Linked DNA regions of Homo sapiens: region 2 is linked to region 1. The links are chromatin loops, found by intact Hi-C in ENCODE. Cell type or tissue: dorsolateral prefrontal cortex. All regions are shown on one strand. Each heading gives the region's core, and the rest is flanking DNA. Links, peaks and the distances in the headings are about the cores only. Region 1 has its middle 91 kb from the start of LINC03002. Region 2 has its middle 35 kb from the start of LINC03002.

What was found. A loop is a pair of places that touch in the nucleus more often than their neighbours do. Peaks named below come from ENCODE experiments on the same cell type or tissue, not always from the same donor. Only the 100,000 strongest peaks of a DNase experiment are listed, where the experiment ranks them.
Region 2: a loop joins it to region 1, with 2.2 times the contacts of the local background. A loop is called at or near these places in 4 of 110 quality-filtered maps.

What each region holds. Positions count from the first base shown.
Region 1 is chr6:134,628,752-134,633,156 of GRCh38, reverse strand. No RefSeq gene overlaps it. Among named protein-coding and RNA genes, the nearest start is that of LINC03002, 91 kb to the right of the region's middle. In dorsolateral prefrontal cortex, for the core only: no CTCF peak of the experiment used is centred there; a DNase peak (open chromatin) is centred at 2,427; H3K4me3 peaks cover 946 bases; H3K27ac peaks cover 4,000 bases.
Region 2 is chr6:134,572,530-134,576,934 of GRCh38, reverse strand. No RefSeq gene overlaps it. Among named protein-coding and RNA genes, the nearest start is that of LINC03002, 35 kb to the right of the region's middle. In dorsolateral prefrontal cortex, for the core only: no CTCF peak of the experiment used is centred there; no DNase peak of the experiment used is centred there.

The DNA.
Region 1 (4,405 bases), core at 311-4,310:
CCAGCCAGACCACAAGCCCAACGGAGGAAGGAAGAACTCCAGATGCGCTGCCTTAAGTGCAGTAATACTCACCGCGAAGGTCTGCAGCTTCACTCCTGAGCCAGCGAGACCACGAACCCACCAGAAGGAAAAAACTCTGAACACATCTGAACATCAGAAGGAACAAACTCCAGACGCGCCACCTTAAGAGTTGTAACACTCACCGCGAGGGTCCGTGGCTTCATTCTTGAAGTCAGTGAAACCAAGAACCCACCAATTCCGGACACAAAGTGATTAGGATTATGACTAATTTTTTATAATGTCTTCTTTTTACTTATTTTTCCATCAAAAAAATTCTAAAAGTAAAGAAAAGCAAGAATTATTTCTGAGACTGTGACTATTCCTAACTCTTCTTTTCCATCTTATCAAATCATAGCAGTTGTTTTCTTTTAATGAAAACTCTTGCTACAACATACTACTAAAACAGATAAGGGAGACAGGGTAACATATTTCTAAAGACAGAAATAGCGAGCCAGACTTTAATGACCAAAGGAATGGTACAAATAGGCCAGATAAATTTTCTATCCATGAAAATGTTAACTGCGATTTACATGACTACTATGCTGACAACTTCTAGTTGCAGGAAACTAGGTATAATTATAAGAAATTTTGACAACGTACAGAAGTTTTCTTCACAAAATGGGTGAGTGTTGTGTAGAAATATCTCACCTTGCTTAAAAATCTTCCACTGGTGTAGAGGGTCAGCTGTTCATTGTATGAGCGTTCAGATGAGGGATAGGTAACATGAAAACACACTTTGTCATGATTTTAGATCATCACATGTATCTCAAGCTGGGTGAGTGTATTTCACTGTGTCTTCCCTAGAACAAGCCACCACTTTGTTATATTGCTGCATGGTCTGTAGTCCTCATTGCTTGTAAAAGTGACTAACATGCAGTTGTTCATTCTAGTTCCTGCTCATTACAAGCTATGGAGCATTACATTCTGGAAACTTCTGGTTTGGTTAGTCCCCACTCTGACGCTTATTGGGAAAATAGCAGAAGAGCAGCTAAAAAGTGACTCTGGGCTTTTGCAGCCCTCACTTAGGAGACCATGTGCAATTAGCAGCGTGGGAAATATCCACGTCCCTAGCACAGTCCTGTGAAAGTTTCCCAACAAATATTTGTTAAACGAATGAATGTGTCGTGTAGGTCTTCTGATCTAGGACCCTTTTGCAAACACATGCTTTCTCTCAATCTCCCCTTGTGCATTTGTTTTATGCAAATTAATTAAATGAAACTAAACCATCTCTTCAGGTGGTTCTGATATAGTTCTACTGACAACAGGTCTCAAGTTTCTTGTGATCTCTAGAAAATGCCTAGAAATTTGGTTTCCAGGTTTTATTTTCTTAATTCTATTAACAAAATAAAAATGAACACGTGAAAGTCAACACAAAACACATGCACAGAAATATTTGCAGTTGAACAATCTGCAAACAGCTTCTTGCAAAGAGACACACACACACACACAGAGAGAGAGAGAGAGAGAGATGGCATTAACTGGCACCTAGACATAAACTAGAGTTGGTAGTAACCTGTTATTTTATTAGACAATTTTTATAATGTCTGAACCCACTAAAATAATTCCCTTTGTTCTCTTCCTTCTTCTCCTCCTCCTTCACTTTTTTGCTGTTTTAAAGCAACTAATAAATAGAACTATACCTAAAAAAGAAGGTGAAAAAAGGGAAATAGAGTTTGTCTATTATTAAACCTCTATTGTATGCTAGGCATTTATTCTGGGCATTTTACCTATAACATTTCTTTTAATCCTCCTAAAACCTTGCCAAGGAGATATAATTCACAGTTTTATGGATCCAAAAATGTATTCAGAGAGGACAAGACACTTGTCCTCAAACAGCTGATAAATGACTGAGTTGGATCAAGTCTTTCTATCTTAACAGCCTGCAGCTTTTCACGGCACCACTGTCAATAGTGTAGTAATATTCCTGCTCTTTCGCAGTTCTTCTCCTTGGAAAGTTACTGATGACTTGGAAGGCCAAAGATAATAGTCATTTAGCCTATAGTGCAGTGTCCTTCCCTAGCCTCCACGTATTTGGCTGTGGGCTCTAATTTTGGGCAAATGTCCCTGGAGATTGAGCAATAAGAGAACTGTGTTATCTGGGGCTGTCCTGGCTGATTTGACGTTTGTCTGGGGCAGCGTCCCTATTGAGTTATCTTCCTCTTCTTAGTTTCAGTTCCTAGCACCAGCATCTATGTCCTTTGTACAAAGAACAGGTGGCCTTCCATGCTTCCACAGGATGACGGTCCACAATATTTATGGTAATTTGTCTCACGATGTACAGTACATTTTTTATTGCACCAAAGATCAGCCTGGGGCAGGGTCTGGGACAGCGTCCCTATTGAGTTCTCTTCCTCGTCTGAGTTTCAGGTCCCAGCACCAGCGTCTGTGTCCTTTGTACAGAGAACAGGTGGCCTCCCACACTTCCACAGGATGACAGTCCACAATGTTTATGGTGATTCGTCTCACAGTGTACAGTACATTTTTTATTGCATCAAAGATCAGCGTGAACTTGAGTTTGTACATAAAGGTGAAAGATCTCTTTGGCAAGAGCTGGGCACACTCTTGGCATTTCCCTTAGCCTGCTTACTTTTTAAGTTTGTGCTCCTAACAGATGTCCTAGATTTTAAATAACGCGTTTATTTTCCAGTTAAACGTCATGGTAATTAACATTGTTCCTGCAGTACAAAATTAATTTTGATGAGATGACGATGTCAGGAGTACATTGGGCTATTCTTTTATGGCCTCCTTTTTGCACGTGTTTCATGACCTTAAATTTATCTATTTACTCTGGGAGCTAAGAAGGTGACACTACTGTAGTCATTTAGTATCTGTAAAAAAAATGTGTAGTCTTTCTATTGAACAAGGAGAACACATGGAGACAGGGAGGGGAACATCACACACTGGGGCCTGCTGAGGGGTGGGGGGCAAGGGGAGGGAGAGCATTAGGACAAATACCTAATGCATGAGGGCCTTAAAACCTAGATGACGGGTTGACAGGTGCAGCAAACCACCATGGCACAGGTATACCTATGTAACAAACCTACACGTTCAGCATATGTATCCCAGAACTTAAAGTAAAAATAATAATAATAATAATAATAATGTAGTCTTTCTGAAATTTATGTCCCTGGTTTTCAGGGCTCACAGAGCCAGAAAAGGAGATGAAATCCCTTTAATGGTTCATTGTCATCATCTTCATCCAGCGTCCTTCAGAAGTATAGAGGGTATGATCATATGTTTTATTATATTTATTTATGGATGTTATATGATTAATATTGTACAGTATAGGGTGTTCTATATTTCATATTATTTCCTTAAACATATATCATATTTTCTTCAAGTCAATAAATATTTTCCTGAAGCATAATTTTTCTAGGTTGTATGCCATTCCTTTTCAGGATGTGACACTATTTAACTAATTGCTGCTTGTTTGAAATTCTAATTGTTTCTACTTTGTCCTTGCTATAAATGTTTTTATATTTGCATAAATTAATAATAATAATATAAACAAATATTTTTATATTTCTGTATTTGTACTTCTTTAAAATATTTTCGTATGTTAATTTTTAGACAATCATTCTTATTATAAATTTCTATAAATATGGAATTACTGAGTAAAAGGTACAAACTTTTAAAGGATTTTGATAGATTCTGAAAAAGTGTGATTAATGCCTGTTTTTACTTTCTCCAACGCCTTTTTTTTTTTCCCCTAGACGGAGTTTCTGTCTTGTCGCTCAGGGTGGAGTGCAATGGCACAGTCTCGGCTCACTGCACCCTCTGCCCCCTGGGTTCAAGAGATTCTCCTGCCTCAGCCTCCCAAGTAGTTGGGATTACAGGCGGCCACCATCATGCCAAACTAATTTTTATATTTTTAGTAGAGATGGAGTTTCACCATGTTGGCCAGGCTGGTCTTGAACTCCTGACCTCAGGCGATCCACCCACCTTGGCCACCCAAAGTGCTGGGATTACAGGCTTGAGCTACCATGCATGGCCTTCTCCACCAGTTTTATTCCTGCTTCCTGCTTCCTTGTTTTGCCATTTCTATGTTGGCCTTATCTCCCAGCACATGATTTGGGCTCCTTTAGGAGCTGGAAACATATATTCATCTTCACCACTCTGCTCACTTTGATGAACACCTACATCTGTAATTCCTGCAAAATAAGCTTTTGTGGAGTTGTAATGACAATGAGTCTTACATTTAGCATACTGAATATCTGCACTGAAAGTTAGATGATCCCACATGTGTCAAATTAATTGTTGACAGCTCTTTGTGGAGCCTAGTAACATGCCAGAGAAATTCTGTAATTGACTATAGACAAGATTTCTCCTCCAAGTAATTTTCTCA
Region 2 (4,405 bases), core at 95-4,094, 56 kb after region 1:
GTTGATTGTTTCTTTAAACTTTTAGTGCACCCAGGGATTCATGGACCCACAAAGTGACAGAAAATATATTTCAGAAAGCCAAGGAACGTGCAATCAGAGCAAATGGTTCCATAGTCTTCAAAATTTGTTTCAATGATTGACTAAATTATTGCCAGAAAATTGTTTTATTGTTATATAGAAGTCCCTTATTTTTGTATCTCCTAATGTGAATTTAACATTCTTGCCAGTACTAGCAGACTATGTTTGCTGACAAATAAAGGAAAATTCAAGAGATTAAAGTGTGTTTCTGTGACTATATAAAGATTGTGGACACCAAAAATTAATAAGGTCTAAGTATTTGCAAATACCAAGAAAACCAATTGCATTTTCAAGTTCATCCAGTTGAGATATGAGTATGAGTTGTACAAAAAAGACTAGAATTTAAATCCCCATTCCAAATGCTGATTATTGTTGGAGATAGATAACTCATCAGCAATAAAAGCAGTTTTCTTCATATTGGTTTCCACTATTTAACATCTACCTGTAAAACACATTCATTTTGTTCCTTAAAAAAATCTTAACGTAAATTATATTGTCTCCAGGTTACTTCCTCCATTTTCAGCAATTAAAAAAAATACAGTGTAGTTGAAAATATTATGAAGAAACATCACAGCGTGCCATTAGATGATACCTTAGTGAAATATTCCTTCAGGGTCCCTAAGAATACTTATGTTTTCATCATCAATGTTACTATGAAAAAATATTTATTAAGAGTTTCTTTGCAGTTTTACTCTCTGTGTTATCTTTAAAGAGTCCAGTATGGGTTCACAGACTTTTCTTTAGTCTCTTCTAATCCTCTACTTTCATCTGCCACTCATATTTGATGTTCTTCAGGATTCAGTATTTGACCCACATGCATAACATCTTCCTGGGCAATCTCATCCCCTTTGCCACTATTAATTACTCTCAACAAGTAATACAGCACATCAAGGACTAGAATAGAATAATGGTTAAGAACACAGGCTTTGGCCTTGAACTTAGGCTGCCTAAGTTCAAATCTTGTATATGCCACTTGCCACTCACAAACCTCTCTATGGTTCAGTTTTCTGATCTGTAAAATACAGGGAGTAATAATATCTACCTGAGAGAGGCATGAAGTCTGTTTGTCAATACAGTAAAAAGCGTAGAACAGTTTGTCACATTGTGGTTAGTCAGTATTGGTTTTTATTATCTTTAAGTCATGATTCCCAAATCTATATTTCCAACCTCTCACCAAAGCTCTAGATTTAAACAAATTTCTCAAAATAAGTTGTCCTCACCCTTCCCTAGTATCACCTGGGATGCACATTCCAAATGCAGAGTCCCAGGCTTCATCCCATCTTTTGTGAATTGAAAGATCTGGGAATGAGAATTGGGAATCTGCATTTTACAAATGGTCTAGGTATTCTGATACAAACTAAAAATTATACCCACTTTTCTAGGGTTATATTTTGTTGCCTTTGAGTCATCTCAACTTGTTTCATCATATCCCCTTCAGAAGACATCCCTTTTTAGTTACTGACACCGTCATCTGCCTGACATTCAAAAAGACATCCTGGAGTTATCCCTGACTTCAGACCTTGTCAGTCCCACATTTTATTTTCATAATCTTCATATTTCCAAAACATACCCTTTCTCTATCCAATCCTATTGCCATTGACTTCATTCATTCAATAATTATTTACTGAGCACCTACTATGTGGCAAGCAAGGCATACAGACATCTTCATTTTGAGATTTCAAATTAATGTAGCTCAGGCTCTTATTATCATTCACCTGGATTATAATAACTACCTACTAACTGGTTCTTTGCATCTTCAGTCTTCAATGCTTTTGAAATTCCTCCATATTGCTAACTGAAATCAAGTCTAATCATGTCAGTTTTGTGCTTAAAACCCTGTCACTTCTCAAATAAGGCTAAACCTCCTAGTGTAAGAGATGACTTTTGCTGAGATGTGCCAACATCTCTACGCACTTCTTATACTTTCTCCACCTTGGACTTTTGCTTCAAGAACACTAAGCTATGCATCGGTTCCTTTCCTACACTGTGATGGTGTCAGTTAAACACATGTGTATTTGGCTCTACTTGTTTCCAGATGCATGTACAGGATTTTATTTTATTTTTTTGCAAGAAATGAGAGCATGGTTGGAGGGCCTTGAGCCCAGTTTTGCAGAGTTGGAAACCTTCCTGCTCCATGCCTCATGGCTTCTCCAAGCCAGTACTCTTTCTCTCCACCCTGCCCTCCCACTGTCCGCCCTCCCCGCCCCAACCCTGACCTCAATTTCCTCTTTCCTAGTTTATCTTTTTCATCCTTTCATCCTCTTTCCTAGTTTACAAGATTCATCCTTGGCCAGGCACCGTGGCTCATGCCTGTAATTCCAACACTTTGGGAGGTCAAGGTGCGAGATCACTTGAGGCCAGGAGTTTGAGACTAGCATAGGCAACACAGGGAGACCCTGTCTCTAAAAAAAAAAAAAAAAAAAAAAAAAAAAAAAATTGAAAATTAGCTGAGCATAGTGGCATGCACCTGTATCAGCTTCTTGGGAGGCTGGGGCAAGAGGATCATTTGAGCCTAGGAGTTTGAGGCTGCAGTGAGTCATGATCACATCATTGAACTCTGGGTGACAGGGTGACAAAGTAAGACCCTGTCTCTAAAACATAAAATAAAATAATAAAACAAAATAAAATATTCATTCTTTGCAGTCAGTTCCTACATCTGCATGTCAGGCTGGCCTAAGTAGCCCTATTCTGCTGTACAGATGGGATCTATTTATTTTTCTACCTTTCTGGCCAGCCTGAAAACTCCTTGAGAGCAAAATTTTTTTTAAAAGATAGCATGCTTACATTAGCCTTTAAATTTTTTTAAAAAAATTTTAAATTAATCTTTGTCATTCTTGGATTCCTGGCAGCCCTTGGGCTGAGCAACTGTAGAAATGGAGGCACCCTTCCAGTCTAACCCTCTCCCCTTCCCTTCTTACTCCCTGGTTTCCTCATTCTTTATGAGGACAAACCCAAAACCCAAAGTCTGTCCAAAATTTATCTCCCTTCCCCGTCCCCTGCAAGCAGTCACCTCTTGGCCATCTGAGTGTGCATTTCAGAGATGTTATCCACCCCCTGGAAGATGGGCCTAGGAGATGCTGCATCAAGCCATGAGAAGGCTTGGGTCATTTGGGCGGGGAATTCCAGGTCCCAAGTAATTCGAGCATGGTCTGGGGGCACAGGGGAACCTGAGCTGTCATGTTCCCTTCACCTCACGGTGTAGGATGGGTAGAGAAGGGGACCCTTCTGGATCAAAAGGCAGGACTGACTCTGAACTAAATGCAGCAATGCCTGATACACAACAGGTGCTTGATAAGTGTAATGAAAACGCAACTGTGAATAATTGACTGGCTCATCATTTCCCAACCTGCCATCCCCAATGCCTTAACAAACTCCTGTGTTGTCATCACTGTGAGATGGATGGCAGGACAATTTGAGAATAAAACACAAATTTAGAGTTGTCACTCCAGTGATGTCACTCTGACTTGCAATCTGAGGTGTTTTATGATTGGAGAGAAAGGGGTAGTGTCAGGGTCAAGAGCTACTGGGGATGTAACAGGGCATAAACAGCCAAATCATAATTACACAGGAGTGAATTTTACCGTTAATAGTGGTAAAAATTATAAACCTGTACTCCTACTTTCCACAATTTGGGGGCAGGTGATACTTAGCCAAAAGTTTGGTTTTCACATGAATTATACTCCCTAAAAACTAAAAGCATTGAAAAATGCTGGTTGTTCAAAGTTTTAAACACTTTAAAGAAAAATGAATTGTTCTTAGTTGGATAAATACATAGTGAAATTTCAGATGTAGAGTTCAATTCCAACTCTACTACCTGTAAGCTGTGTTTCTTTTTTTTTATTATATTTTTCCATAAGTTAATGGGGTAGAGGAGGTATTTGGTTACATGAGTAAGTTCTTTAATGGTGATTTGTGAGATTTGGGTGCATCTTATCACCTGAGCAGTATACACTGCATCAAATTTGTAGTCTTCTATTTCTTGCCCCCCTCCCACTCTTCTCCCCAAGTCCCTAAAGTCCATTGCATCATTCTTATGCCTTTGTGTCCTCATAGCTTAGCTCCCCCATATCAGTGAGAACATAAGATATTTGGTTTTCCATTCCTGAGTTACTTCACTTAGAATAATAGTCTCCAGTCTCATCCAGGTCACTGCAAATGCTATTAATTCATTCCTTTTTATGTCTGTGTAGTATTCCATTATATATATACCACAGTTTCTTTATCCACTTGTTGATCAATGGGCATTTGGGTTGTTTCCACAATTTTGCAATCGTGAATTGTGCTGCTATAAACGTGTGTGCAAGTATCTTTTTCTAATAATGACTTG